2 separate regions of the Homo sapiens genome follow, and region 2 is linked to region 1. Evidence: read pairs that join two places in POLR2A ChIA-PET (ENCODE). Cell type or tissue: PC-3. All regions are shown on one strand. Links, peaks and the distances in the headings refer to the core of each region. The heading gives the core; the rest is flanking DNA.

What was found. ChIA-PET counts read pairs that join two places held together with the same protein. Peaks named below come from ENCODE experiments on the same cell type or tissue, not always from the same donor. Only the 100,000 strongest peaks of a DNase experiment are listed, where the experiment ranks them.
Region 2: POLR2A ChIA-PET joins it to region 1 with 5 read pairs; 2 of 35 experiments call an interaction of 5 or more read pairs at or near these places.

Annotation. Positions count from the first base shown.
Region 1 is chr2:69,764,426-69,768,822 of GRCh38, reverse strand. All of the region lies in intron 1 of ANXA4 (annexin A4), which reads right to left. Among named protein-coding and RNA genes, the nearest start is that of ANXA4, 24 kb to the right of the region's middle. In PC-3, for the core only: no CTCF peak of the experiment used is centred there; a DNase peak (open chromatin) is centred at 2,632; H3K27ac peaks cover 1,300 bases.
Region 2 is chr2:70,180,484-70,184,880 of GRCh38, reverse strand. It overlaps C2orf42 (chromosome 2 open reading frame 42), which reads left to right. Exons shown (of 10, transcript NM_017880.3): 2 at 1,946-2,214; 3 at 2,884-3,718. The coding sequence starts at 2,896. Among named protein-coding and RNA genes, the nearest start is that of C2orf42, 8.3 kb to the left of the region's middle. RefSeq lists an enhancer at 3,188-3,587. In PC-3, for the core only: no CTCF peak of the experiment used is centred there; no DNase peak of the experiment used is centred there.

The DNA of each region.
Region 1 (4,397 bases), core at 273-4,272:
ATTACAGGCATGAGCCACTGCACCTGACCTTCTGCCTTTTAATTGCAGACAAATTATTTGGATTTCCCTCCCCTCAGTCCAGTGACCTGAGAAACAAGAAGCTGATGTGGTAGTAATGCTGATTATTTCTATCATGGGACTTACAGGACAGTTTTACTGATGTTTCATGTTCATTCACCTACTCATTCAACACACATTATCTGAATGCCTGCCCCATGTCAGGTACCATTTGATTTACTAAACGGCACACTTTCCTTTCCGCCTGTATACCTTTCATGACAGTATATGATCCCCTATGCCTTGTAGGTTTAAGAGTAACCTGCCATTTAAAAAAATCCTGGAAGCTACAGAGATGACGTGGTTGAACTTCCTGCTGTAAAGACTTTACGACCTTTCTCAATGGTCCTCTCCCAGCTTCCAGTCATCCTCTCTCTGGCCCTGCGCTCACTCCTCCACAGGTAGGCTTTGCCACTGCTAAGCAGCTGTAACCATCAGGAGAGCTGGCCTTGTATTCCTTATTCCATCCTCTAGAGCCAGAGGGACTTTATTTTAAAATAAGTAGTTATTGAGCTAGTTGTACTGAATGCTTATGTGTTTTGTCACTATTATATCATTTTGCCCTATTATTTTCCAGTGGACTGGACATGATAATTTAAGTTTTAGAGAAGTTAAGCATAGTACCCCAGGTCACTCAGTAATAGGTGATAAGAGCTATGTTTTCATAGGTCTGCCTGTCTTTAGAGACCTTTATATTATACCATGCTGAATACATGCTATAATATATACTCGCATATACTATATAGTATGTGTATACGTGTATAATTATATGAATATTATATATGTGTACATATGTATATATTTACATAATATGCATAATATATACAAAGTGTATATATATAAAGAGTATGTACATATGCGTATAATTAGGTGAAAAGGCAGATGACAATTCTAGAGGCTTTTAGAATCATGACAGAATAAAAACTTTAAATTGTTACATTTCTTGCTGAGCTAAAACTTTCTCGTTCTTCATATCTTTTAACAAGCTGGATGCAAAAAACAAAACAACAACAAAAACCGTCCTCTTCCAGACTTATCTGATGGAAACTGGACCACACTTTTGACGGGCAGACAGATGGCCCCGGTCAAACATGTTTAGTACAAGGCTGGTGGCCATTTCAAGAAAGCAGCGCATTTCTAATCCCCACACGCTCTAATTCAGCCATACGGCCTTTCTGGTGGGAGAACAACGTGGCATGGCTCTGTAATATGTCTCTTTGGGCAGACACATGGTCAGAGTTTTGCCATCTCCAGCTAAAAGGGACATAAAGATTCCACCCAAGCACATTCTGTGGCCCTCCCTTAAAACAGGGCCCAGCATCCTGTGTTTAGGTTGGGAGGTCATGGCTGATCCAACCACAATAGCAAAGTTCCCAAAGTACAGCCTGCTTCAGAGACTACTGATGCATCATGACTTCGGGGTATCTGAATCCAGTGTCGAAACAGGTTAGATATAATGACCCCATCTGGTTATGTTTATTTTAGCACCAGCAATATTAAGACTATCCAGTATATACCAGTAGAGAAAGGAATGCCAAAAATAGCTCTTCTAGCTTTTGCTACAAACTGAAAACATTATGGGCTTTCATTCAAAGCCTCAGATGGAGTTGGCACAGCTGCAACATGTTTTTTCCAGCCCTGGATGGCAGTTGCTTATGCTTTTGGAGGCAGCGCCCCTCCAGGCTTAAAGGCACAACCCTTCTTTTGATCACTCAAGGTTGATTTTCCCTGTTTCAGATCAAAATGTGAAGTAAACCATACATGAGAGAGTAATTCTAAGGCTACAATATAAGCATGCAAAGAAAATGGGAGTAGAAATAGAGGGGAAATTCTTGCCCCCCAGAAAGAGTGCATTTCTCCCAGATTGGATTGTTAGGGTAGAAAAGACTTTAGAGCGCATCAGACCCACCCCTCCACTTTATAGCTAGGAAACAGGCCTATCTACAGGCGAGTGATGGGTTTGCCTTCTGGGCAGTGTGCTTGGTAATAACATGTTAGGTTCTGTCAGCTGACCCAAGGTCTGGAAGGTGCTGGCACTGTGGGCAACACAAGCTCACCCTAGGATGGGTGATCTATGCCACCCTTCTGATGAGAAAAAAAGGAAAAGTACAGGTCTAACTATGGTGCAGCCAACTTCCTGGCCTAGTTGCTAATTTCACATCATGGGCCATTCAGATAAACGGAAACTTCTCCTTCAATGACCACCCCATCCTTCCTCTATAACAAAGTGGTTGGAGCCCTGGAGCACAACCACCTGGGTTTATAATCCTCCTAAAGGTACTTTCTAACTGGGTGATTTGGGCCAAGGTATAATCTCTTGTGCCTCAGTTTCCTCATGGGTAACAAAGAGTTAATAACAATAGTTCCTTTATAAGACAACTGCAAAAATTAATCAAGTTATTACATCACGTAAGTACTTAGAATGGTGCAGACATTGTGTACTCAACAGATGTTAGCTATTCTTCTATTACTGTTCTCTCCAAGTAATCTTTATCACATCTACAGTATTCTAGCATTACCTGTTTAGTGAGCTGTTTAAGGTGGGGTTACCAAATCTACCCACATGAAAAACATCTGTGGCGTATAGAGTTCAGGCTTTCACATTTACCAACAAGTCAAACTAGATTCCTTTGTGGTTCTTTTGGTCACCAAGTCCGTAAGGTCCTCTGTGTGTGTCTGTCCTCTGACAAAAGCATTATCCAGTTGTATGAATTCTAAGGCAGCATCTTCCCTCTCCAAATTCTCATCCTGGGCCTCTACTTTCCTGTTTCTAAATTTTAGCAGTGCCTTGCACATAGCGGGCCTGCAAGAAATGCCTGCTGATTAATTGAACTGGCTGCCCCCGAAGCCATAGGACTGGCATTAATTGCTATGGCTCTTTGGGCTTCCTGAAGGCCTCATTGCTAGGAAGGGCCCTCTCCTGCTTCCTCAGCCCCCCTCTCCTCCTCTCACTTTCTTTCTGAGACCCATGGTATTCTCTAACCAACCATTAGCATAGTATCGAACTCCAGTCACACTGCGGTTTATTTTCCATCCACAATTGATTTTAGACTAGGGTTTTAGATAAGCCTCAAAAGCATTATTCTGGCTAAATGAAGCCAAACAAAGTATTTACATGAAACGCTAGAACGAACAAAGCTAATATATAGTGCTAGAAAGTGCAAAAGTGGTTGTCTGGGGCCAGTGATTGGGGGCACTGGTGAGGCAGAAGGGATACTAACTGTAGAGGAGCATGAGGCAACATCAAGGGGTGATGAAAATGTTCTTTACCTTGATTGGGGTAGTGTACCCGGATATATACATCTGCCAACACTCACTGAACTCCACTCATACCCATTAGAATGGCTACTATTCAAAACAGAACAACAGAAAACAACAAATGTTGGTGAAGATATGGAGAAACTTGAACCCTTCTACACTGCTGGTAAGAAAGTAAAATGGTACAGCCACCGTAAAAACAGTATGGTGGTTCCTCAACAAATTAAAAATAGAATTACCATATGGTCCAACAATTCCACTTCTAGGTATACATATACCCAAAAGAACAGGAAGCAGGAACTCGAAGAAATGTTTGCACATCCATGTTCACAGCAGCATTACTCACAATAGCCAAAAGTGGAAGCAAAACAAGTGTCCCTCAACAGATAAATGGATAAACACAATGTGGTGTGTGTGTGTGTGTGTGTGTGTATACACATATATACAGTGGAATATATACAGTGGAATATTATTCAACCTTACAGAGGAAGGAAATTCTGCCACATGCTATAACACTGATGAACCTAAGGACACTAAGCTAAGTGAAATAAGCCAGTCACAAAAGGATGAATACTACATGAATCCACTTATATGTACTCAAAGTAGTCAAATTCATAGAGACAGAAAGCAGAATGATAATGCTGGAGGAAAGGGAAGAGGGAGTTACAGCTAAATAGTACAGAGTTTCAGTTTTACAAGATGAAAAGAGTTCTGTGAATGGATGGTGGTGATGGTTGCAAAACAATGTGAATATACTTAATGTCACTGAACTGTTACATTTAAGAATGTTTAAGATGGTAAAATTTCATGTGTATTTATTTCACCACAATTTTTAAAAGTTGATTTTAAATGTTAACTCCTTAAAAGAAACGATGGCTCATCAAACTAACCACTTAAGATGGGTGCATTTTATGGTGGTATAAAACCTAAGTAAGAGGTCAAGTTCTCAACCTAAGTAAGAGGCTCACAGTGGCCTCTCAGGGAAGCACGCTGCTGTTATCCATCACTTAGCAACGCCCACTCTAAGGCAAAGTCCAAACCAGTGGAATCCATGTGGCTTTTGCACAGCATCATGAGTAAAA
Region 2 (4,397 bases), core at 320-4,319, 420 kb before region 1:
CTGACCTTGTGATCCACCCACCTCGGCCTCCCAAAGTGCTGGGATTACAGGCATGAGCCACTGCGCCCGGCCTAAAACATTTTTTAAGAAGAATAGAGACCACTGGGCATGGTGGCTCACACCTGTAATCCCAGAACTTTGGGAGGCCGAGGCAGGAGGATTGCTTGAGCCCAGGAGTTCAAAGCCAGCCTGGGCAACATAGTGAGACCCCCATCTCTATAAAAAATTTATAATTAGCTGAGTGTAGTGGCACGTACCTGTGGTCTCAGCTATTTGAGAGTCTGAGGCAGGAGGATTGCTTGACCTTGGGAGGTCAAGGCTGCAGTGAGCCATGATCTGCACTCCATCTTTGACAACAGAGTGAGACTCTGTCTCAAAAAAAAAAAAAAAAAAAAAAAAAATAGGGCCAGGCACAGTGGTTCATGTCTGTAATCCCAGCACTTTGGGAGGCCAAGGCGGGCAGATCACTGGAGGTCAGGAGTTCAAAACCAGCCTGGCCAACATGGTGAAACCACATCTCTACTAAAAATACAAAAATTAGCCAGAGAATTGCTTGAGCCCGGGAGGCGGAGGTTGCAGTGAATCGAGATCACGTCACTGCACTCCATCCTGGGTGACAGAGCAAGACTGTCTCAAAACAATTTTTTTTTCTCTCTACATCTTCTATCCACTGATTAACAAATTGGAAAGTACAAATAAGAATAGTTTTAAAATGTCCACCTTTTCATTGGTGCTATGAACTAGTCCCCGACTGTAATTTTTACTGAGTAAATGAAGCTGTGTGGCTCACACTTATAATCCCAGCACTTTAAGAGGACAAGGCAGGAGGAGCGCTTGAGGCCAGGAGTTCGAGACCAGCCTGAGCAACAAAGTGAGACCCCTGTCTCTACCAAAAAATTTTTTAAAAATTAGCCAGGCATGGCAGCATGTACCTATAGTTTCAGCTACTTGGGAGGCTGAGGCAGGAAGATCACTTGAGCCCAGGAGGTTGAGTCTGCAGTAAGCTGTGATCACACCACTGCACTCCAGCCTGGGTAAGAGAGCAGAAAAATGCATAAAGCACTCAAAATGTGATGTATTACTATTAGGAAGGATGAGTTATTGACCAATTATATAACATAGCTCTAGGTGTGTTCTTTTTTTTTTTTTTTAAAGAGATGGGGTCGGCCGGGCGCATTGGCTCACGCCTGTAATCCCAGCACTTTGGGAGTCTGAGGTGGGCAGATCACGAGGTCAGGAGATCGAAACACAGTGAAACCCCGTCTCTACTAAAAATACAAAAAATTAGCCGGGCATGGTGGCATGTGCCCGTAGTCCCAGCTACTAAGGAGGCTGAGGCAGGAGAATCGCTTGAATCTGGGAAGTGGAGGTTGCAGTGAGCCGAGATTGCGCCACTGCACTCCAGCCTGGGTGAGCAGAGTGAGACTCCATCTCAAAGAAGAAAAAAAAAAAGAGATGGGGTCCTGCTCTGTCGCCAAGGCTGGGGTATAATGGCACAATTTGCAGCCTTGCTCTCCTGGACTCAGGTGATCCTCCCACCTCTGCCTCCAACGTAGCTGGGACTACAGGTGCACACCACCATGCCCAGCTAATTTTTAAATTTTTTTATAGAAATGAGGTCTCACTATGTTGTCCAGGCTGGTCTTGAACTCCTGGGCTCAAGTGATCCTCCACCTCAGCTTCCTAAATCTCTGGGATTACAGGAGTGAGCCACCATGCCAGACCTCTAAAGTGTTCTTGACAACCCCCTTTGTAATGACATTAGCACCTTTTTACCTTCCTTACAGTTGGAAGTACAAAACACTTAACCCATTTCCATAATCATTTCTGTCAAATATTTCTCAAGTAATTGTGAAAGACTTTGATTCCTATTCTGTTTGATTTCTAACGAAAGAATCATCCTGTCTTTGTATAACTTTAATATTTTTTCTTGTTTTACTCGCAGACTATCAAGATCTCCACTTAGGGAAGTGGGAATCTTATTTGCGGAACATTGGGCAGAAGCTTTGCCATTGGCTGGTGGAGAAGGAGGAGGCAGAATGTCTGCATTGTTACACCATACAGCTCAAACTTCAGAAGATTTTGGGTTAAGCAGTTATCATTAGTCTGCAAATGATCGTGTTTTCACCTGATCATTAGAAACTAATGAAACACCTTTTAAGTCTTATGAATTCAGGTTACACTGTTTTCCAGATGCCTTGGCAGCTGGTACAGGTAGGATTGGGCTAGGTTTTGTGGGGAATGATGGAAGGGAAAAAAACTCATCTTTCATGTTCTCTAATTCTTGCTGAAGTTAGACATCTGGGCATGTAAAGATTAGGTTAACTAACTTCCGTTGTTATATAGAACAGAGTTAAATCTGGAGAAATGCTTTGATTATTAGGATTTAAAAAAATAGGTATGAAAGGCAGTTTCCACTTTCATTTTGTTTGTAGGTTTAAATTTATGTTGTTTTGTGGTACAGTTTAAAAATAGTGGATAGCAGCCAGGCGCCGTGGCTCACACCTGTAATCCCAGCACTTTGGGAAGCTGAGGCAGGCGGATCACAAGGTCAGGAGTTCGAGGCCAGCCTGGCCAACATGGTCAAACCCCATCTCTACTAAAAATACAAAAATTAGCTGGGCGTGGTGGCGGGTGCCTATAGTCCCAGCTATTCGGGAGGCTGAGGCAGGAGAATCACTTGAACCCAGGAGGCGGAGGTTGCAGTGAGCCGAGATCGCGCCGCTGCACTCCAGCCTGGGCGACAGAGCGAGACTCCGTCTAAAAAAAAAAAATAGTAGATAGCTTTTTTATATTTTGCCTTCTGTACTAAATATCATAAGTGATTTTAACTTTTTGTGTGTGAAGGTATACTCATACTGTTGGATGTATTGTCTTTTGTAGGGCCTCTGAAAAATGGAACCAAATTCTCTGAGGACTAAAGTCCCAGCTTTCTTATCTGATTTGGGGAAGGCCACATTGAGGGGAATCAGAAAGTGTCCCCGATGTGGCACATACAATGGAACCCGGGGACTGAGCTGTAAGAACAAGACATGTGGAACCATATTCCGCTACGGTGCACGCAAGCAGCCTAGTGTTGAAGCTGTCAAAATCATTACAGGCTCTGATCTTCAGGTCTACTCAGTGCGGCAAAGAGACCGGGGCCCTGATTACCGATGCTTTGTGGAGCTCGGGGTTTCAGAGACAACAATCCAGACAGTGGATGGGACGATCATCACTCAGCTGAGCTCTGGACGGTGTTATGTCCCCTCATGCCTGAAAGCTGCCACTCAAGGCGTTGTGGAAAACCAGTGCCAGCACATCAAGCTGGCGGTGAACTGCCAGGCAGAGGCCACCCCTCTGACCCTGAAGAGCTCGGTCCTGAATGCAATGCAGGCCTCCCCGGAAACCAAACAGACCATCTGGCAGTTGGCCACGGAACCCACAGGTCCTCTGGTGCAGAGAATTACTAAAAACATCTTGGTGGTGAAATGCAAGGCAAGCCAGAAGCACAGTTTGGGGTATTTGCATACATCTTTTGTGCAGAAAGTCAGTGGCAAAAGCTTGCCTGAGCGCCGCTTCTTCTGCTCCTGTCAGACTCTGAAATCGCACAAGTCAAATGCCTCCAAGGATGAGACAGCCCAGAGATGCATTCATTTCTTTGCTTGCATCTGTGCCTTTGCCAGTGATGAGACACTGGCTCAGGAATTCTCAGACTTCCTAAATTTTGATTCCAGCGGTAGGTGGTATGGTTGATGTGGTTATTACGTTTTTCTAAAACTGCAATGAAAAGAGTTCCACTGATGCATTTGGAGATTGTCTTAGCAACCTTCAGAAACAGTTGCTAGATAATTCAAATGAAAAGTGTTCCTTCTTTTTTTTTTTTTTTTTTTTTTTTTTTGAGACAAGGTCTCACTTTGTTGCCCAGGCTAGAGTGCAGTGGCCTGATCACAGCTCACAGCAGCCTTGACCTCCCAGGCTCGAGATCCTACCACCTCAGTCCCCGCAGATAGCTAGGACCACAGGCACGTGCCACCATGCCTGGCTAATTTTTTTAATTTTTTGCAGATAGGGGTCTTACTTTGTTGCCGAGGCTGGTCTTGAACTCCTGGGCTGAAGCAGTCCTCCTGCCTCAACCTCCCAAAGTGCTGAGATCACAGGTGTGAGCCGCCACACCTGGTTGCATTCCTTCTTTCAGTCTCAGTCAGCACACTTGCATAAAGGTTGGTTGGTTGGTTGAAATTAATGATCAAGAGACAGAATCTCTTGATTTTTTTTTTTTTTTTTTTTTTTTGAGACAGAATCTTGCTCCATCACAAACGCTGGAGTGCAGTAGCACAACCTTGGCTCACCGCAACCCCTGCCTCCTGGGTTCAAGGAATCCTCATGCCTCAGTCTCCCAAGTAGCCGGGATTACA